Linked DNA regions of Homo sapiens: region 2 is linked to region 1. A link is a loop called in an ENCODE intact Hi-C map of the cell type or tissue named here. Cell type or tissue: psoas muscle. All regions are shown on one strand. Each heading gives the region's core, and the rest is flanking DNA. Links, peaks and the distances in the headings are about the cores only.

Region 1 (5,399 bases), core at 271-5,270:
AAATAAACCGGCATTTGATCAAGCCTCAGTAAATTATCCAATTTATAGGAAATCTGAGGGCAAAAACAAAAAACAAAAAACAAAAAAACATGTTAAAGACAATGGGGATGCAGCCAGAAAAAGCCAGCATCTGGAAGACTCTATCTTCAACAAATAAATGCCAAAAAAGGAGAGGTAAGGTAAGGAAGGGAAGTGAGGAGCAAAAGGAGAGAAAAGACTTATCTGTCAATCACAATTAATTCTTACTGGTTCTTAAAGTGGATTATAAATGTCTATAGTATACTATCATTCGTACAAAAGAAAAAATAAGATATATTTATGAATTTGCTTGTAAATGCACAGTGTCTCTTTGGAAGAACATGAGAGAAACTGGTAACATGCTACCTGTAAGGAAACTAGATAACCAAATGGCAGGTGGGAAGAAGATTTTTGTTATCTTTTGAATTGTGTGAACATATTATCTATTGTAAAAAATAAATTGTGTATTACTGCAATTACAAAGTTTGCCTAAAGTAAAATTACCAATTAAGTTTTTAGAGAAACTGCTTTATATGAGAGAAATGACCATAGCTTTTACTAGCAAAAATAATATTACCTCATCATATGTGTATCTGTAGTCGGCTTTCTTTGATTTGAGGTCCCATAAAACTACTGTTCCAGATTCAAAGCCAATCAAAAGCTGTGATAAAAGAAAAAGGCACATTACCTAGGAATGATATCAATTATAAAACATTTATTTGCTGACAATGAAAATAACTACTATCATTCAAATGCGTTGAGTATAAATGTATAATATAAACAAACATCTGCATTGCTAATTAGTAATCACGTAAATGACAAATGAGAACACTGTATGGCATATTTATATGTCTTTGATGATTAGGGACTCAACATACAACTGACTTTTGAAAACAAAAACAGTACCATTTTGAAGTCTTTTCAAAACTTTTGTATGTATTTTCAAGTTTACAAACTTTTCAAATTCTACACACTATGAGGTAATCTCATCTATTCCAACTATATATTGATTAGTTCCAAATCATACCCAGCCTACATCCCTCTGGTGAGATTCAGACACATAATTCCAGTGGCCACATCTCCACTTATCTACACAAAAGCCTCAAAGTAAATGTGCCCCAAACTGAATTAATTATATTCTCTAATCTGCTTCTCTGGAATTCCCTGTTGCAGTGTCTCTCACCATTCCTTATCACGTCTATTCGGTGGCACCAGCTAGAAACCCGGAGCTCATTCTTAACTAGTCTCTCCTCCAACAGGTAAAATCACCATGTAAATTTAAGTTACATCCTATTATCTAATTTACTTCTCTCCATCTCTAGGGCCTCTTCCCTGGTTCAAGACACAAAGATTCCTTTTCGGGTCTCCTTGACTCCAGTCTTGCTCCTATTTTAACCCATTTCTTATTGTAGCTAGAGTTAAGAGTTCTAGAATACAAACCGAACAGGGTAATGTATGCTTCTGTTTAAAACTTTTAAATGCCACACCATTATTTTTAGGATAAATTGCAAATTCAGTAATATGACCTACAAGTTCCATCATGGTATGAGCTCTGTTTACCTCTCCAGTTCCATCCCTTACCATACCATGGCCACTCAATACATTACAGTATATTCTTAAGTTCATATTCTCTCTTACCTTTGAACCTTTGTACATGCTGCCTCGCTACCTGGGCCACTCCATTTGAATGTCATCCTTTTTGCCTGACTAGTCCTTCTCATCTTTCAGATGTCATTTTAGTGATCGTTTCCTCTGGGAAGCCTTCTGTGACCTACCAAATGTAAGTCAATACCCTCCCTATGTGCTCCAATAACACTTTGTACTTTTTTTTTTTAATTCGAAGGATCACCACACAATATAATAATGGACTTTTCCTTATTTGAATTATCGTGCAGTCTGTAAAACCGGGATATCGGGGCAAGGATTAGTTTTTATCTTGTTTACCACAATACCTCTAACGTAACACACAGGGCCAGGTATGTTATAAATACTTCTTATGAAATGCATCTATTTCAGAATGGAATGCATGTTCCTGCCTCACAAACTATGTACGCTGCCCACAGTGTACCACAGTGTACCCCCAGGCCCCACCTCAGTATTTTCCAAATCTCAGTATGAGATTTCCTCTGCTTAAAACCTCCTCCCCTTTCATTCAATAAGCAATCCTCTACTAATATTTTAAGTCTAAATTCAGTGTTGCTTCCTGGTTAAGTCTACCCAGTTCCTCTAGACAAATTAAGATGCTCCTTTTCTTAAACTAGTACCATGCATTTTCATCTATATGTCTCTAATATCTAATACACTTCCTAATACATAGTAGACACACAATAAATATTTGTTTAATAATTAGAAAAATGATTAGTCTATATCTGTTTGGGTAATCTGGGGATATAAACAAAATTTGGGCAGAACCAGTAATTTTAATAGGACAAATTTAGAAGATTTCAGAGTACAGGGGCAGCTGGAGGGACTAACTATCAAAACTAACAAAATAAGTTTTCCTACTTTAGTACAGAATACAGTCAATTTTTCTAACCTTATCTCTTCTTTCCTAGGCAATCTGAGATACATACACCTTTTGGAAAAAAATGGTATTTGTTTCCTCTCTCTTTTCCCAGTCTTTTCAAATATCTTGGACATGTGATACAGCATTTGAGAATAAGGAAAGAGAAGAAAAAGAATAAAATGTAAGGGTTGATATACACTGTAAACAGCACTGCACTGCTTAGGACCTAAGTAACCTGAGTTCTAGTATTAAATCTGCCACTTAATAGCCATATAACTTTAAGGAAATAATTTTATCTATCCAGACCTTAATAACTTAAGAGGGTTAAACTTTAACCTCTCTAGCCAGCTCTAGTATTCTAAGGATATTAGAAATATGTGACAACAGGTTAGAGTTTTATGCCCATAATCTTCCAGCTTTTCAATTCCTTTCTTTACAAAAGCAAGAGAATAATAAATATTTAAAAATAGAAAACTAAAGATAGAGTACTTAATTAAAATTGGAAATTCTTCAATGCTTATTCCTACTAGAATCTTTTATAACCCATAGAGATGTTAATTAGCTTACATACTAATGACTAATTCCCGTCTAATTTTTCTCTTTGAAAAAGCATTAGTGTGTATGTGGAATATGAATACATTTCTCTACAACGTATATAACCAGTCTGTATCTAGAAAGAAAGCTTAGCATAACAGAGAGTACTCCTGGGTTGAAATTAAAGAAATTGGTCTTCAAATCTCAGATCCGCCAAAGTCTAGCTCTGTATCTATGGAACACATAATGTCACCAAGTCTCTGCTTTATAATTTGTAAAGTAAGGGAAATTTCTAATTTACAATTTGTTGAAAAGATCAAATGAAATCGTGTATATAAAGTGGCAAGCACAGTGCTTGAAACATAGAATTAAATAAATGGTAGCTATTCCTATCATAAGTCTAACCTATCTAATGTCTAACCTTCCTTGGCCAAGACCTTCACTTAATGTGGCAGTATCCACCGGTAAGGTTAGCATTGAAGGAACTTGCCCTGTCACCTTACATGATTTTTCAATGACAAAATGTCTAGTTCTTTGCAAACAGGAAAGAGTCTAAAAGAAACCAAAGTTTAGATAATATAGTTTATTCTAGCACCCTAATATTTTTTAAATTTTATATATATATATAACTTATTTACTCCATCCTCATTATTTATGGAATGAATTATATATATAATCCATATAATTGTATATTGAGCAGTTGGTATTTTTATTATAAGTTAGATGCTATGGCAAATAGAAACCTGTATAAATATTACCTTTGTGCTTAACGAGTTTCAAATTCAGGGGAGCTGAGATATGCACACATTTCTAATACAAAGCATTATGTGATAAATACCATAAAATTTCATAACTAAAGTACTAATAAATGTGAAAGAAAGAAAAAGCATTTTCTGTCAGGATTATCAGGGAAGAAATCACAAACAAAAAATATTTAATCTGGGCCTTAAAGTGTAGATAGGAATTCAGCAGAGAGATGGAAAGAGAATTCCAAACAGAAGGACTCACTTAAACAAAGGTATGGAAACATCAAAGAGCAGTTCATAACTGAAAATACAACTATTTGCTTCAGCACAACATTCAGGTAAAGATATCCTGAAAAATAAGGAAATCTAGGGCTATATTTCAAGAAAAACTGATTTTATTTGTTAGATACTACAGACCCACTGAAAGCTTTGAAAGAGTAGAACACTAAGATTAAAATGGCAGTCTAAACCAGGCACAGTGGCTTGTGCTTATAATCCCAGCAGTTTGGGATTACAAGGCAGGAGGATCACTTGAGCCCAGGTGTTTAAGACTGGCTTAGGCAACATAGTGAGACTTTTAGGAAAATTAAAAAATTTAAAAAAAAAAAAAAAAAAAGAAAGAAAGAAAAAGAAAAGCAAAAGGCACAGGAAGAATTAAAATGACTTGATGACCAATTAGAGATGGAAAGGAAGTTTTGAACTCTCCTACCATGCCTCCCATTGAAAGGCTTGGCTTTTAAAACAATGCTATAATTATGACCTAACTCCAAACGGTCTAATTATCCTTTTGTTTACCCAATGGCAAACTAAGAGAACAGTGTTAAACAATATATCAGCTCAACCTCTCCCACAATTGAGGAAATGAAAACCCTGGTTAAACTCCTGCACAAAATCCAGAGGTTTCACTTTACTGATTTCTGATAGCAATAAACTTCCTGGTATTTACTTAGCTTAAGATCATAAAATTATATAGGTAGAAAAACATCATTATTAAATAGAACTATCTGAAAGACTGGTTTGAAATAGAAAATAAAAATTCATCCAAAAATATTTATTATTTTAAAAGATTTAAATAATCTAAATTAACAATAGCTAGATACTGATTATATGAAACTGGTTTCAGAGTATTAAAAATTAAATAACATTAAAAAAAACTCTACATTATTAATTAGAACTATTTATGACAAAAAATTTTAGGGGAGATGAGGTAACAAGACAACTATAACGTAAGGCAATCTGTGATTAGTGCTACAAAAATTGTACAAAGTGTTCAAAAGAAGCCAAAAACCAAAAGCAAACTTTTTACCAGGATTAACAGAAAATCAGGGAAAACAGTCTGAATAAGCCAAATATAAATTAATAACCTGTAATTATATGCATTAAGTTTGACTTATGTTTTAAGGTATTGTTTTGTCCTTTAAAATTGTAAATGATTCTAATTCTTTCATTTGTTCTTAATAATTAATAATAAGCATTAACTGTATATGATACACAACCTTCAATGGTAATCTCAATTTGTAATAAGTGTGATCCTGAAATAGCATGTTTATTGAAAAATACTAAAATTTGTGCATTTAATATATAATTTTTTACAA
Region 2 (5,399 bases), core at 281-5,280, 50 kb after region 1:
TCTAGTTACCTCCTTCCACTATTATTTTTAGTAAGAAATTTTTTATTATTTGTGAACAAATTAGAGTGGTTGAAAACAATCATTCTTAATATTCACTGTTTTGGAGTTAGGACTGTTTTTGAAGAGGCAAAAATGAATTATATTTGTCATCACAGGCAATTCTTTAGAATGGCTTTTGATAGATAAATATACTTTTAAAGGAACCACTTGCTCAAACTACTATTTACTACGTAGTCATAAATAATAGTGGTCTGGGTTAAATGAACAAGAAAGAATGTAAATTCTCACATATAAGTAAAAACAGCTTTTTATCCCAGCATCCATTCCCAGATGCCTAATGGCTAAGTTCTTTTCTCAAGTATGTTAAGTGAATTTTAAAAGAAAAATACAACACATTATGAAAAATACAGTACAAAGACTGAACAGATGGAAAAATCTGTTTCAACACTTTTTTTTTTCCTTTTCAAAAGACAAAAAGAGACAAACGCACAAAGGAAAACCATTTAGCAGAAAGTACTGCAATAGCTGATGCGGCCAGATTTATAGTCACCTTTGACAGAGAGCTGCTGTGAAACAGCAGAGGTACTGCCATCACAAGAAAAGATTACGTACTTTAAAGAAAGAGCAGGATTAAGCACTCAACAAACAACTTCACAAGGAAAAGCTTCAAAGTTCCAGACTGCACTTATTTGAAAATAAAAAACAAGACCAAACACTATTATTAAAACACCTCCAATTGTTTAAAACTTGCTGTTTAACAATAGCTACCATGTGAGTTCTAGGACTCGTCATATATCTTACAAATAACAAGCTGTATAAAGCAAACCTTATTTTTCAAATGAAGATTAATATAAAACAAAAATTATCAGCTATTTTTTATTTAAAAACCTTTCTGGGTGAATGCTCACGTTAAAATCATAGCTCCAATAAATATAAAGAAATATGCTCAGCATGTTATCATTTCATTTATTTGTCATATATATATTTTTACATATACTTCCAAAAGAATACTAGTTGGAGAAATGGAATCAAGTAAAAATTAGCCTCATTTACTAAATAAAATTATATCTATATTTACTGCTACTGGATAATGCAAAGAGTGGTCAGTGGGCAACTATAAAATATTTTCAAAAAGTAGATAAAATTTCAGTTTCCAATGAAATTACCATATATGTTCTTTCCAACAAGAGGCATGTAATATATCTGATTCTAAAGAAAGTGGCCAAGAATCTGAATTTTATTCTGGGAGCCTTATGAATTTTTTTGTTTTGTTTTTTGTTTTTGACATGGAGTCTCACTCTATCGCTCAGGCTGGAGTGCAGTGGCGCAGTCTCAGCTCACGGCAACCTCCGCCTCCCAAGTTCAAGTGATTCTCCTGCCACAGCCTCCCAAGTAGCTGGGATTACAGGCACCTGCCACCACGCTCGGCAAATTTTTATATTTTTAGTAGAGACGGGGTTTCACCATGTTGGTCAGGCTGGTCTCAAACTCCTGACCTCAAGTGATCCGCCTGCCTCAGCCTCCCAAAGCGCTGGGATTACAGGCGTGAGCAACCGTGCCCAGCCATGAATTTTTAAAAAATACATTATTCATTTTTCAGGTAGTTTTTTCCCGGTTATTTTTGACAAACATCTGTAACATCAAAGAAGTCACAATATTTTAATAAAATGCTTACATTCACTTTTATCTTTAAAGGCATCTATCTAAATGTACCTACACATATGTATATGATATTAAGAAAGATATTAAGAAAAAGCTACAAAGGCAAGTATATTTTTAATTAAAATTAGGAAGTCAAGCTAAACACTTCAATAATTGAGCTAATCATTAAACTACCCTCAAAGGATGCCTAATTAAGCTACCTTTATTATTATACTAATCATAATTCCAGAGATAACACACCTCTCACAAGATTTAAAAAAAACCTATAAAAATAATTTACCTTGATATATAGAGTTACTATGTATTATTAAAAATTACTGATTAAAAAATTGGCTCGGCGCAGTGGCTCACGCCTATAATGCAAGTACTCTAGGAGGCTGAGGTGGGCGGATGGTTTGAGCTCACGAGTTCGAGACCAACCTAAGCAACATGACAAAACCCAGGCTCTACAAAAAAATACAAAAATTAGCCAGGCGTGGTGGCGTGCACCTGGAGTCCCAGCTACTTGGGGGACTGAGGTGGGAGGATCCCTTGAGCCTGGGAGGCAGAGGTTGTAGTGAGCCGAGATAGCACCACTATACTCCACCTGGGCGACAGAGCCAGACCTTGTCTCAAAACAAACAAACAAACAAAAAAAAATTACTGATTCTTTTTAAGACTCTTATTTGTGACAAAAGGTTAAATTTCAACTAGTAACAAGTGCTACTAATGAAGTTTAAATTTAAAAATGTATTTCTTACTGAACATTCTTCTCTGTATATCCTTTAAAAACAAGTCAGGCTGATAAACTAAGGCAGAGATTGGAAAACTTTGGCCTGTGGGCCAAATCCAGCCAACTGCTTGATTTTATAAATAAAGTTTTACTGACGCACACTTATTCATTAGATATTGTTTATGGTTGCATTTGTGCTAATATAGAAGCAGAGTTGAGTAGCCGTCACAGAGACCATAAAGCCTACCATAATTTGCTATCTGGTCTTTTACAGGAAATGTTCACTGACTCCTACAGACTCAGATCTTCTTTAAGTGTCTGCACACACACACATACTCATCCACCCTATGATCCTTACTGAAGGACATAAAGTTGATCATTTAGGAATCTGTGTGTTCCCTCATCTTGATTTTATAATTTATACACTCCTACTGTCTTAATTTCCGGACTCTTGATAAAGGAGAGGATACTGGCTGATTTTGCTGATTTGCATTACTTTGGACTGCACGGTATTTTTTCATACCCTGTAACATTCTTCGTAGTTTATTTTAAAAGAAAATGCCATTCCATATTACAGCTACAATTTCCAAAAGGTCTATTTTTAGACATTTAATGTCACATATTACTTATAAAGAAATGGCAATGCGGAAATCAAAATTTTAAAGGCTCAACTAAGAAAAAGATGGCTAAATAGGATGGAAGTTGGGATGGAATCAAACCAAAACATATATCACAAAGACATTGGGTTTTAAACATAAGAATTATTTAAACAGAGAAAAGTTTATTCTAGACTTAAGGACTCACTAAACACATGGCCATTGAGGAACACTCACTAGTAAGCAGTAAACTATGTCAACAATTCTTACCCCTACCTCCTTCACCTCAGCTTACCTTCCACTCATGGCCAAAAGAAAAAAGATAAGTTACATGGTAAACAGAGCTGGTGTCCAAAATTTATTTAAAAGTAAATATGAGGAAAATAAGAGATTAAACCAACCAACTAGAATTGCTAAATCTGAAAGTAGATGATGGCAATATACTTATTCAGAAATATTAAGAATGATAATACAGATATACAGAAGATCATGAAAAAGTCCTTATTTTTATTACTGCTAATAAACATCAGAAATGCGTTCAAATTAAAGTGCAAAATAATTGTATTGTATAGAAACCTGAATGTCTCTACAGGAAGTCTAAGTAACTAAATTAGAAAGCACCATAACTTCTCCTTAGAATAATGTGTGCTGCATATGACTAAGGGAAGAGAAATGTATCAAGTACCTTTTGGCAGTTTTTTATTATTATAGTTTTATGAACTCTTGGTTTATTTCATAAAAATCATGTCAGTAATCACTTTGTTTTGCTTCCCAAGAACTTCTGTAGAACTATATTATGTTTAAAATCTATCTTAATTCAAATTCAAATCTAAAAGGTATTAATAGTGAAATGCCCTTTTCTTTATATCAATCTGTTATACTCTTAAACAGATAAACATCTGTTTAGGTCAAACCAAAAAAACTATTTCCTTATCTGCCATCCCAAAATACCAAGTATACCTTCTGAAGATGCTAATATAGCAAATCAGGTCAGGAAACTTTCATTTAAACATCGAAAACAAATACACATTCTGATTATTACTAATTATTACTGCTACACTACTGATATCCTAATTATTAATTTTCTTCTTGTAGCTGGGAACAGTAGCTCATAATCTTTAATCCCAGCTTGAGCCCAGGGGACCAGCCTCAGCAACATAGTATGACCCCATCTTTGCAAGAAAGAAAAAAATAAAAGAAAAAGAAAAAATATATATATGCGCGCGCACACACACACACACACACACACACACACACACACACACACACATATATAAAATTATGTGAGCCAGGTGAGGTGGCTCACATCTGTGGTCCCAACTACTTGGCAAGCTGAGGCAGGAAGATCGTTTGAGCCCGGGAGGTCTAGGCTGCAGCGAGCTGTGATTGTGCCACTGTATTCCAGAAAGAAACCCTATCTCAAAAAAAAAAAAGAAAGAAAAAATTCTTCTTGTAAATAATTGCCTCTTCCAGTGCATAAAGGTAAAGCCAAATTGATCCAACAATTAAGCTTATCTTTAGTGATACTCAAACCTATAGTCCAGTTACTTACATGTACATGCCCAGCAATTATTACTCCAAGTTATTACACTATACAATTACCAAATTTAGTACTCAAATTACATACTAGCAATTCAAGAGAGACAGTCTCTATTAATAAATCTCTAAAGATTATTAAGATCATGTGATTAGGAACTCAATATTCTTGTTTAAGTTAATTTATTTTAATTTTACATCCTGACATTTAACAACCAAGGAAGAAGGTGAATTTTGTTAATGGTATTAAAAAAAAGTCCTGGTTTCCTATTTCATAATGAGACCTTATCTGTTATACACAGAAAATGCTACAAACCACCATCTTAGTATTCAATGTGAGCTACTGTTTCAAGGAAAGACATTTGTGTTAGTTCATTCACATGCTCTTTCCTGGTCCCTTCTGTAAACAAAGGTTTACACTTGTGCTTCTACTGACTTGGATTATGAATGTAGTCAATGGACACAAAGCTGAGGGAGCCGCAATGGTATGGAGTCTAACACTTCATTCTCTTTAACAGGAACTCAGAGCAATCAACCAGAAGATCCCTCTACAGGAACACAGTCCAAAGAATTCCTAAATCCCCCCACAGAAAAAGAAATTCTAAGGTCCAAAAGTTGGAAGGATTCTTGGAAATAACACATCCCAATTTCCTCATTTTACAAGAAAGGAAACTGAAGCACAGAGATTTTAGTTGACTTATACAAGGTAAGTCTGAAGATTATTGGAACAAGAATCTCCTAATAATAAGGCAATTCTTCCAAAATGCCTTTACTTTTTCCTTTAGGATGGCAAAGTTAGGTTGTAATTTCAAATGAATCATACTGAAAACCAAACAGAAAACAAAGAATATCCAACAGAGATAAAAACTCATCTTACTTAAAGCAGAAAGGCT

Evidence for each region. A loop is a pair of places that touch in the nucleus more often than their neighbours do. Peaks named below come from ENCODE experiments on the same cell type or tissue, not always from the same donor. Only the 100,000 strongest peaks of a DNase experiment are listed, where the experiment ranks them.
Region 2: a loop joins it to region 1, with 2.0 times the contacts of the local background. A loop is called at or near these places in 3 of 110 quality-filtered maps.

What each region holds. Positions count from the first base shown.
Region 1 is chr6:147,262,364-147,267,762 of GRCh38, reverse strand. STXBP5 (syntaxin binding protein 5) reads right to left here. Exons shown (of 28, transcript NM_001127715.4): 7 at 596-679. Among named protein-coding and RNA genes, the nearest start is that of STXBP5-AS1, 60 kb to the right of the region's middle. In psoas muscle, for the core only: no CTCF peak of the experiment used is centred there; no DNase peak of the experiment used is centred there; H3K27ac peaks cover 501 bases.
Region 2 is chr6:147,212,276-147,217,674 of GRCh38, reverse strand. The region is part of intron 2 of STXBP5 (syntaxin binding protein 5); the gene reads right to left. Among named protein-coding and RNA genes, the nearest start is that of STXBP5-AS1, 10 kb to the right of the region's middle. In psoas muscle, for the core only: no CTCF peak of the experiment used is centred there; no DNase peak of the experiment used is centred there.